Linked DNA regions of Homo sapiens: region 1 is linked to region 2. The links are chromatin contacts, found by Hi-C or POLR2A ChIA-PET in ENCODE. All regions are on one chromosome and are shown on one strand. Each heading gives the region's core, a stretch centred on a gene start or an enhancer-like site at or near the end of the contact. The rest is flanking DNA. Distances are from core to core; before and after follow the strand shown. Region 1 overlaps FMNL2 (formin like 2). Region 2 overlaps FMNL2 (formin like 2).

Evidence for each region. Hi-C counts contacts between places; a loop is a spot of excess contacts on that map. ChIA-PET counts read pairs that join two places held with the same protein, here RNA polymerase II (POLR2A). Pooled maps may share reads with other maps.
Region 1: a loop to region 2 is called in a map of PC-9, with 2.9 times the contacts of the local background. The contact joins two enhancer-like sites. A Hi-C loop is called at or near these places in 5 of 168 maps with a recorded cell type or tissue (B cell, Calu3, MCF 10A and 2 more), 8 of 37 single-sample maps with no recorded cell type and 9 of 50 pooled maps. POLR2A ChIA-PET finds 5 or more read pairs at or near these places in 8 of 52 experiments (H1, HEK293, MCF 10A and 5 more).

What each region holds. Positions count from the first base shown.
Region 1 is chr2:152,463,288-152,469,092 of GRCh38, forward strand. The region is part of intron 1 of FMNL2 (formin like 2); the gene reads left to right. Among named protein-coding and RNA genes, the nearest start is that of FMNL2, 130 kb to the left of the region's middle. Within about 2 kb of position 3,829, at least 15 of the 41 ENCODE cell types and tissues checked have a DNase peak (open chromatin) inside an H3K27ac peak, as active enhancers do.
Region 2 is chr2:152,504,109-152,509,846 of GRCh38, forward strand. The region is part of intron 1 of FMNL2 (formin like 2); the gene reads left to right. Among named protein-coding and RNA genes, the nearest start is that of FMNL2, 170 kb to the left of the region's middle. Within about 2 kb of position 2,928, at least 5 of the 41 ENCODE cell types and tissues checked have a DNase peak (open chromatin) inside an H3K27ac peak, as active enhancers do.

The DNA of each region.
Region 1 (5,805 bases), core at 2,579-5,078, 40 kb before region 2:
TTAGACATGAATTAATTCAACCCTCACAACAGCCCTGGGAGATAGGGCCTATTACCCTTCTCTTGGTGATGAAGAAATCAAGGTTCAGTGACTTGCTGAAGGTCACACATCTTATTAGAGACAGAGCTGGGATTAGAACCAAGGTGGTTTTGCTTCAAAGCCTATGGTATTATCTGCTCCAGAGAACTAAATCATACCCTTGTGGCCTGAGTGCAATTTGCCTTTAATAGGATGTTTACTGCCTTCTGCATTACTGGTACCAAGGGGTGGCAAGATTTCACTAGTGACTTTGAAGTTCCCCTCTTAGACTTGTAATAGATGGTGGATATTTCCTCAGTCTTAGATAAAATAAAAGCATCTTCAGAAAATATTGCTACTCATGTGTCTCAAATTTAGGAGCAGTGAGCTTGCCATGCAAAGGTAGCTTTCAGACCATCCCCTTTCCCTCTCCCCTAGTTTTTCTAATAGGTATCCTAGAGCTCCCGGTACTACTCAGCCAGGATTTAATTTGAAATGAGTTAGTTTATAATGAATTGAATGTTGTTTTTTTTTCTCCCTGGCTTTTCCCATTTGGAGAAAAACACTTCAAACCTAGAACAGGTATCTGCTTTGTTTGATGGTTAATTTTCTTTCTTCCTTTGTGTGTGTGTATGTGTGTGTTTTGAGATGGAGTCTCGCTCTATCACCCAAGCTGGAGTGCAATGGTGCAGTCTTGGCTCACTGCAACCTCTGACTCGCAGGTTCAAGCGATTCTCCTGCCTCAGTCTCCTGAGTAGCTGGGTTTACAGGCATATGCAACGATGCCTGGCTAATTTTTTATTTTTTTTGGTATTTTTAGTAGAGACAGGGTTTCACCACGTTGACCAATCTGGTCTTGAACTCCTGACCTCAGGTGATCCGCCGACCTTGGCCTCCCAAAGTGCTGGGATTACAGGTGTGAGCCCCCGCACTCAGCCACTGATGGTTAATTTTCAAATGTATCTTCCTCCTCTGCTTTTCTGTGGGTGCCAACAAATAGAATGGTGGGTTTGTTTGTTATTCTTAACTCCTTTGGCTGGCTTTAAACATGTTCTCTTTTTAGCCTTATTTTTCTAAAAGCTTAGTGCAGAAATTTCTTGTTTGGCTTCCACTCTTCAGGGTGTGATAATTCCCAAGGTCTCTCTCTAGCTCCTCAGGAATGTACCCCCCTGATGGACTGAAATTTGTCCACTCCAGTGAAATTGTTTGGGGGAGAAGGGAGCAGAGTACACGTTCAAGATGTTTTCTCCCAGCATTTGTCTGTTGATGAGCTTTTGTAATTTCCATTTCACTGTCCTTGCCCCAGAGGATAACCTTGGATCTCAGTGTAGACTAGATTGAGTGTAAAATGAGTTAGCACAAATGAAGTGGAAACAGATCAGCGTGTGAGGAGGAGGCTCAGACGCTAAATCCTCTAGTTGGGTAAAGTTGAAAGCATTTTCCTCAGAGCCTCCCTGGGAATGCTTGTCCTATTTCTCAGAGAAATAAGCTACTGTGTGCATGTTGTTGCTGTTGATGCCTTTGACATTTGTGCTTAGCGAAGTGGAGGGTTCTGTGGGGGATACCAAAAAATTGCCCTAATCTCTGTCCTCAGGAATCTTATTGAGAAGGGGAGATGACCTGATTGCTAGACATCCATCTAGCTTCCCTCTGCTAGGCACGAGATGTACAAAGGTTTAAAAAGAGCCATGAATGCTAACTTCTTGGCTTACAGCTTAGCAGGGAACTCAGCCATGACTTGTAATACAGTGGGATCAGTACTACCATGGCAGCATCAACAAGAAACAAGTGCGATCTCATAGCCCTGCGCAAGTAGTGAACTACCAGCAAAGTCGGAGAGGCTTCATAGAGAAGGGGAGTTGAGCAGAGTTCTGAAAAGACTCCCCTCTGACTAGTGGGACAGGGCATTCGTGCAGGCAAGAACACCCTGTGCGAAGGCACTGAGGTGTGAAGCAGCCTGGTGTGTTGGTGAGTGCTCCACAAGAGCCATGTCAGACCTCAATTCAGTGCTATTTTGTGTGTTGCAGGCAGGAGGTTCAAAGGAGCCCGAGAGCAGGAAGGCTGACCAAGCCAGATTTGGAAATACTTGGCTGGGATGTTCCTGGTCAGTGGGCTATTTGGGCAAAGTGGTTAAAGTGGGACAAAGGCACAGGGAAGGAATCCATGGAGGGAAGGGGAGAAATGGCTCCTTTAGTATCTTGAATGAGGCTTTTGGATGTGAGTCCAGGTACAGTGCTATAGTTTAATTGCTTTTGCTTCTGTTTCTTTAAGGATACATTGCACTTAAACCCCAGTAATTATTCCAGATTTTGTTAGTGGATATATCCCCACCCCCCATCTGGCTCAAGCTAAGCAGTTGGCATAAGTAGGGGAACAGAAGGCTCAGAATTGTCCACTGGAAGTACTCGGCTTTTCTTTGGAGAGATCAGGTTTCTTCCATGGGAAAATGATGTCAACACACTTATCTTAGCACTTTGCCTCGAGGGCACCTGTGGGCTTGCGCCTAGAGCAAAGGAAAGGGGTTCCCTAAAACTTCCTTTCTGTTTTGGGAACATGGAGATGTGATAGAATATCCCTGATAAAAGCATCAGTTTATGGTGGAGGTGAGAGTTTATGACCAGGACCAGAAAGTTGCTAGAAAGGTTGCTAAGTGGAGAATTATGGTTGGTTATTTTCAGGAAGCAACTTAATGTTGTGGGAAGAAGCACTGGACTAGGATTTGGGAAATTTGAGGTCTAATCTTGATTTTACCTTAACTAATAAGATGATCTTGATCTTTCTGAGCCATGGTTTCCTAACAGGCAAATAAGGAGACTGGTTAGGAGACTCAAGAGAGCATATAGCAGGTGTGGTAAACCATGCAGCACTTTATAGTGTGAGGACTGTCTGAACCCTGTCACTTGGCGCCTCCATCCGGACACCACGTGTGCCCTCCTGCCCGCTGCGGGGGAGGACATGCCCCTGATGGGTCTGGGCTGCACTGGCCTCTGGGTGACTCATTGGCGTTTTGTAAACCACCTTATCTTTGAAGAAAATGTTTTCCACTACTAGTAAAATTTCTTTCTTTTCTGTCTTTATTTGTTTCTCTTTAAAGTTTTCTTAAACTGAGCTAACTTCAAAGAAGTATCTGGAATTCTCTTCTTCCTCCTTAACCACTTATAGCCCCCTTATCCCCAGTCATCATTGTAGTATATCTAATTGTTGGTGGATATAATGTGGGCCACTTTGGATTTGAGTAGTCAAAATCAGAGCCTGGCTAGTAATTGGGTTTGAAGGAGAGTTGAGCTGAAGTCATCTCATGAAACAAAAATGGCAAAAGACCATCCTATTAACACTGGACTTCCTTTGTCTTCCTTCATAAGATCCCTCAGGCTTTCCTTAGTATTAAGGAGCAGGGGGAGAAGACGGTGGCATATACTGCCCTTTAAATATGGCATTTCTGAACTTAGCTCTCCTTGTACTTTATCAAGTGAGTTGTCTTCCTCTCTCAACTAGATCCAAAGAAACATGGCAGCCTCTGCAGTCCCCGTGAAGTGCTGTGAGTGGGATGCCAGCAATAAAATCATGTCTTTCTATGGATTTTTGGTTGGTGTTCTAAGGCTTGCCGCTTCTCTTCCTAATAAGCCTGCACCGATTTTGTCCCTGAAGATTTGAGGCTGTGAAATATTCTTCCTTCTTCCTGCCTCCTCCAGTCTGGGAAGCTTCACTTATAGCCAGAGGGCTGAGTGAGGTACAGCTACTCCTACAATGAGGCAAGCCTTAGTGTTCTTGGCTTGCTTCACTGTGTTTCTGACACTGCCTTACCTTAACTCTTGAGTAAGCCCCGTTTCCTGGGCAGAATCTCACTTCTCCTTTCTTGCTGGTCATTTGGCTCTTTTTTTTCTGACAAGAGCTGGATCTTGCTTGTTTACCATCTACCCCAGCACCTTATTCTTTTTTCTTGGAAGTGCCAACATATTCCTCTACGTGCTGAACCTGTTCAGTAATTCTTGTTGGATTGTCATTCCTTTGGCAAACTGAAATGAAACACACAAATCTCAAAATAGATGTAACCAGACTCCTCAAACTTAATAAATACCGTATGTGCTTACACTAGGAATCTTGCTTGTCCCGTTTGTTAACGGGTACTTCACCCCACTCTCCTGCCTCCTGCTTCTTCCCTCGGCCCCTGTTTCCTACAAATCGAAGGCTGACAGAGCTTTTCCCCTGTGAATGCTGCTGACTTTACCAGCAGCTCATCCTGTGTAGTTACGCTGCATCTTTTGATGCCGTGCACTCGTTTGGATAGTATATGCTGTTTAAGGAACTGTCTGTGCTTGTATTATTTTGTTTGTGGAGGATGTAAATGATATAGGGTTAATTCTGATTGCCATCTTCATAGTGAGCTCGCTGTGGACTTTATCAGTATGTACACAGCATATGCATGTGTGCACACAATAGGTTTTGCCATGGAGTGCTTCTTTCTTCCGAGAGCAGGCCTGGTCAACTGTTGATGCAAGCAACAACATTTGTTTATTGAGTTCTTAATCTGCCAGGCACTGTGCTAAGCTATGTGTGTTTTAGCTCATTTAATTGTCAAAATAACTTGGTTAGGTAGGTACTGTTGTCATCATCACCCCATTTTAGGAGGACCTGAAGCATGGAGTTGTTAAGCTACTTGCAAGTGATCAGAAGATCTGGATTTTCAAGCTGGGCAGTTGGCCTCCAGAGCTCAGGCTCTTACCCATTTCTAAATCACTGCTCCTAAGTTGCTAAGGCAAATGATTGAACCAGGAATTGGTTTAGCCCCTGAATGACAAAGCATAGAGTAGTCATGGCTTCAGTGTAGCACTGATACCTTTATTTGAGGGATTCTGAAGAATTCTGACTTTATTACAGCCCTTGAGGCCTTTGATTAAGAAACTAATTCCCCTGATACATAATGAGATTTCTCTCTTGTTTCCTCAAAAGTGAGTGTGTATAGATCTAGGGCTGTGCCGTCCGATACAGGAACCACCAGCCTTTGAGGTTGTGGAGCACTTGAAATGTGGCTAGTGTAACCTAGGAGCAAACAGTTTAAGTTTATTTCAGTTCAATTAATTTACATTTAAAAACACTTCAGTTACTGGAAAACTTTTTCTGTATTTGGAACAACTTGGGTATGTGAACCTGTTTTTTTTTCATTTGTATATTTTATGAAATCTAAACATAAGTGTATCTGCTGAAAATTTAGCATGTGAATTACAATGTGCTGTAAGTAAAAATACACAAGATTTCAAAAGCTTATTTTGCATTTTTTCCCCTACTTCATTAATAATTTTATGTTGGTTACATATTGAAATGATATACCTTATTTAAGCCAGTATATCCAAAACATTATTGAAATCAGTTTCTTCTTTTTACTTTTTAATGTAGCTACTAGAAAATTTAATTCCATATGTGCTTCTCATTTTAATTCTTTTAGACAATGCTGTTTTAGAGCATAGATGTGAATACTCCCCTGTACAACAATACCTTACTGAAGCAAGTGCTCAAAAGATAATTATTGAATAGGTGATTTGAGGGTGGGAGCTGGCTAGAGAACTCATTCAATGGGGAGAGATAATGGAACCTGATTACTTTGTTGAAATTGGTACTTTAGGATATAAATGAAGTAATAATGATGCATAATAGACTCCACATAACATACACAATGCTTTATAGCCCTTTCTGTAAATTACCTCTTTGACTCACAACGTGATAAAATGAAAGTGGAGAAAATTAACATGAGCCAATTACTCTTGTTCAGATTGAGTTTCCTGTTTCTGC
Region 2 (5,738 bases), core at 1,678-4,177:
TGAACATGGGAGGCGGAGGTTGCAGCAAGCCAAGATCGTGCCACTGCACTCCAGCCTGTGCGACAGAGCGAGACTCTGGCTCAACAATAACAAAAAAGAACAATCAGTATGTCCTTTGCTAAGATGACTCCTACCCACATGCAGGGAGGCTTTTTTTTTTTTCTTTTCTTCGAGACGGGGTCTTGCTGTGTCGCCCAGGCCAATCTCGGCTCACTGCAACCTCTGCCTCCTAGGTTCAAGAGATTCTCCTGTCTCAGCCTCCTGAGTAGCTGGGATTACAGGCATGCACCACCACGACCGGCTAATTTTTTTATTTTTCGTAGAGATGGGGTTTCACCATGTTGGTCAGGCTGGTCTCGAATTCCTGACTTCGTGATCCGCCTGCTTCGGCCTCCCAAAGTGCTGGGATTACAGGCATGAGCCACCGCGCTCAGCCGCAGGGAGGCTTCTTAAAAACCTGTTTAGTGTCTCTCCATAGCCGCATCTCATTGTGTGTGTGTGTTTTAATATATTCATGCTCAAAATTTTGAGAAATGAGTAAATGGGTTGTTTACTGAATGTAAGCTTCTATCTCTTATGCACTGAGGCACTTGTTTATCAGTAGACCTAAGAAATTATGTACATACGGATCTCATCTCAGAGGCTTGTAAGAGATGTAGATTCCTGGGCCCAGATCTCAGAATTCCTGAATCATTACTGTCAGGCGGGGGCTTAGGAATGTGCATATCTGTGTATTAATACTCTGAAGACACTCAGAGTTCTAGAAGGTGAATGCTGTCATTCATGTTCATCTTAGGCCTTAAATGTAGAAAATACTGACGTGTAAGGAAAAGCAAAGGTGAAACCAGCAAGTTAATTTTGTCTTGAAATGCCATCACATTTAAAGCACAGTTCTTCAGAAATCAAGTTAGAGGGATATTGCATGATATTTCCCTCTGTTTATCTAAAGTTATTTGTAGTATTTCTGTCCTGTGTATGTTATGAAAAGTCACACACGAGTCTGCTCATTCTTTGAGAGTCTATATTTACTAAGTCAGAAGATTTTTTTTTTTAAACCCTGAAGCATGAGAGATTTTGTGAGAAAGAAAATCTTTGCACCTTCCATTTTTAGAGAAAGGAATAGTAGAGAGTCAAGTGTGAAAACCAGCCACTGGGTTTCTTGGGAAGAAAAAATATAGTGTTAATGAGTAAGAAATGTTGTTTTGTATGAAGAAAGATATTAAAATTTATCTAAGGGCAGGTTGAGTTACAAGGAAAAAAATGGATAGAATTAGAAACAATTCCAACTGTGACTATTTTAAAATGAAATATTAAATTTGTTACAATTGAACAAAGGAGAATTTAGAATTAATGAATTGCTTTTCTTGTAATATTTTCTTTACTCATTTCTTCTTATTTCTTTAAATAAGGAAACCCAAGTCATTACTTGGCTTATTATTACAGGTTATCAACAACTTAGTAAAACGTGCATGAAATCTGTAAGGTACAGAGCCTAATTCGTCAGTAGCTTTGGCAGCTAGATGTGCTGATTCACTGTCTACCCATTGTGACTTCAGAGTCACAGGACTGTGGGTTAGAAGAAGGATACTAAGGGTCATCGGGCTCCAGCCGGCTCCAGCCGTGTCTTCGAGTGTCTGATAATGAGTTATTTAAAAAACTGAAACCCAGAATCACACCTCTCGTTCTTGCTTAGCTAGTAATACAAGCAGACATTCATACCTTGATTTCTTCAACATGTAATTGGCTTGTAAATCAGGGCGGCCATATAATTGATCATCCAGATTGGAGTACTTTTCGAGTGAAAGGGGGCATTGTTAATAATTATGCCAGGACAGCAGGCATTTTAGATTTGTACTCTATCACAAAGCTAAGTTCTAGCAAATGGTTTTGAAACCGTGTTTAGTCTGAAAGATTTCTTTAGAAGTTACATGTGAAAAAAACTTACCTAGATTGAAGTTTATTTGCCAAGGTAACTAGGGTGCTGCGTACTATGTGATAGCCTGGTTACATGGAACCCCTAGGGAAATATCTCGTTTTTATGATAAAAATTTCTTTAGTTGAAAAATTTGTGCATTTATTTCTCAAATCAATGTCCAACTGTTTTAATAATTTCTCATATGCAGCTTAAGATTAAAATTCTTCATAGAGGGCCTTTTATTTTAGAATATGGTCTTTCCTTGGTATCTATGGAGGACTGATTCTGGGACCCCCTCCCCATGGATACCAAAATCAATGAATGCTCAAGTCCCTGATAGAATGTATTTGCCTAAAACCTATGCATATCCTCCCTTATACTTTAAATCATGTCTAGATTACTTATAATACCTGATATAGTATAAATGTTATGTAAATAGTTGTTATACTATATTGTTTAGCGAATAGTGGCAAGAAAGTCTGTACATGTTCAGTACAGATGCATTTTTTTTCAAATATTTTTGATCCATGGTTGGTTGAATCCACAGATGTGGAACCCATGGACACGGAAAATGTACTGTGCTGCGGGAAAGTAGTAATATCAGGTGTGATGGGGGTGGAGGTAGATAGTATCTAGACTAGAGGTTTCCAAACTTTTTCAGTCATAGCATCTTTAGTGTCTCAAAAATTTTCATGGTGCCTCCTAGACCAAAAGAAAAACCTAACCATTCCATTTATTAAGTACTTAGGTCTAAACAACTATTTATGTTCTACTAATTTAGTGGCTGTTTGAGAAAATATTACATATAAATTGTGAGGAAAAAACTCATTTTATTCTTCTAAAAGCATAATTACTTATCAATATGTGTGTAGCTATGGGGCACTGCACAGCTTTCACACGTTGAATTCAGATTGTGCACACACTTCCTTTCCTGTTCAGTTTTCATTTTCTCTTGTTACTTGCTTTTATCACAGCAACTGCTAAAAAAACAGTTTCGCAAAGGTAAGATGTTATGGAAAGGAAATGTTGCGTGACTCAGGGTAGAAACTTGAACCACCTCAGGCTAGTGGCTTGTGCGGTCTCTGATTTTGAGTCTTGTTGCTTCCTTTGGAAATAATCCCATAGCTTCCATTCATTTCACTGTAGTGCTTGGGGGTGCCTTGGCACTCAATTTGAGAACCACAGATCTAGACATTTCTATTTAGTTCATTATTTGGCTGTTAGCTAAACATCCATTGTGTTTATGGCACCAGAAATTTTTATGTCTGTGTGTGAGAAGCTCTCAAAGCCATTATGTTAAAGAAACTAAGATGCTCCAGCACTTTACCCCTCCCTTCTTTGAATTAGGTTGTATCATATTCTGGTACTGAATAGCTAAAGTTTATTGAACACTTATGTCAGGCACTGAGCTTGATGAAACACTTTGCATGTGTTCTCTCATTTTCTTTTTGATTTTCATAACAATCCTGCTATATAAAGCTTCTTCTATCAGGCTCCTCCTGAAATCCGCTTGGAGTAGATACTGTCCTTATTTTACAGATGAGGAGACTAAAGTTCAAGTAATTTAAGTGATTTGCCTATGAACATCGAGCAAGTAGTTTCAGTTCTGTGATATAAACTTAAATTTTCTTATTTTACCTGAAGACTAGAATCTTTGTCTGCAGCCACAGCCTCTTCTGTGGACACTGTGCTACCGTCCATGTGTCTACTACTGTTTTGATAGGTACTTTTTGTGTTTCGTGGTGGTCCTAACAGGGAGATCTTTTTGTTCTCATTTTCAAATAGAAACACCGAGACTCAGAGAAATTTAGTTACTTGCCAGAGTGAACAGCTAGTAATTGGAATTTGAACCCAGGTATGAGTAATTCCAAAGGTTGTAATTGTAATTTATTGTGATGACCAGAAGACGTTTTCTAAAATTCTGGAGTTATTTCAGAGTCATTAAAGAAAGATTAAGTTACGATAATATGGCTTTTGTGTTAATTTGATAAATCGTATTCACTTAGAAATCATGCATGGTATGTGTGGCACCTCTCTATTAAACAGTGTGCCTGTTGCCCAACCATGTGCAATAACAGAGAATATATTGTGCTTATCATTTATAAATATATGTATAGAAGAGAGAGACAATGAATGGACCTATTTGTCAGTGGGCAGCTGACTGGGATGGAACACTGCAGCAACGCTGAAACGACAGACCCCCGAGATAGGATGGTGTGTGGAGGATCAGATTTTAAAGGCTTGTTTAGGGAGGTGTGTAAGTGCTAAGTAGTTTCTCAAGTTGAAAATTAGGAATCTCTTGATCCTGTCACTTCTCTATAAAACCTAATAATCAAACAGGGATTCATTTGCACTTGGAGTTGCATTTCCCTCTGGAAGAAGACAGATCTAAATCAGAGGTATGCTTCAAGTTGGCAAACACTTTGGGTGGGAAGCAACATTAGGTACTGGATGAAGTGCGTTGCATTAGCCCTGGGCTCCTTAGGACTTGAGGTGTAATTTGCAGAAGGATAGATTGGTTCATGTGAGTTAGCTATGGTTCATCTCTTGAGTGATGGGGGCGGAGTTGTTATAGAATGTAAGAATGCAAAGATTGAATGGTCAATGTGGTATTTTGGCATTCTTCCAAATCCTTGTAGCTCTTTTGGAGAAGCATAACACTGCTTTGTAGGAAAGAGAAAAGTGTTTACATCCAGAACATATTGAGTGGGTGTACTGAGTTCAGCAGCCAGGGTCGTGTCCCCCAGGCCTACTGTTGTGGTTTACCCAGCTGAGACGCACAGAGGGTCAATACAGTCAGATTTCTGCATCCTGCCACCCCCCGCCCATTTTCATCTCTGTCTTGCATGCATGCTTGCTTTTTCCTTTTTCTTGCCCACAACCAAGTCCAGCACTTAAAATGGAATAGTGCACACTCTAGGGCCTGCTTCCCAGAAATTCTTTGTCTGTAAATGTAGGTGTGCGCCCACCCTGGAAAATGCTTTCTTCTTATTGCCTTGCTTGGTGCATGCAGTGCACATGTCACCATGCTTCCTTGTTTTAGGCTGAAACCAGACCACACACTTGGGTAGCACTTTACACCTAGAATGTACCACTGTGGTGTGAGAATATAAAACCAGGCATAACTCAAATGACATGGATTTTATTTCACATGAACCTTTTTATCTCCAAATAGACAAACATTGAAAACCTTATGCCCCAACAAGAAAGAGGTACTTCTTATTGAGGTATCTAAGGGTACCTGTTTATAATATGATTTAGTTCAGCCATATTTAATAAATAATCTATTATTTAATGTTATAGTTGTTGTGCATTGTATGTATAAATTCTAAATTTCCATGTACCACACATCAGAATTAATTTTATTATGGGATTTTTTTTTTTTGCTCAACTCATAACTGTTAGATGTGTATTGTGTATCTGTCCATGTTCTGAGTATTATAGAAAGCATCCAAATATGCCAGAGAACTTTCCCTCTCATTGGATAAAAAGTGTACACATGTGAAATGGCAACCAATACGGTCACATTTGGTCCCTTGAACAAGTGCTATTAGAGATAATACAAAGAAAAGGTCACCCCAAACATGGTATATAGAAGACTCAGGTCTTGGGTTGAGATGTAAGTTTGATGGAGAGAAGGTGAGTGGGATGGTAGGAGAGGCAGGTCAGGTCCAGGCCTGGAGTATAAGAGAAGGTATATCTGTACTCTGGACCTTTTTTTTTTTTTTTTTTTTTTTTTTGAGAGAGGGTCTTCCTCTGTTGCCCAGGCTGGAGTGCAGTGGCACAATCATGGGTCAATGCAGCCTCGAGCTCATGGCTCAAG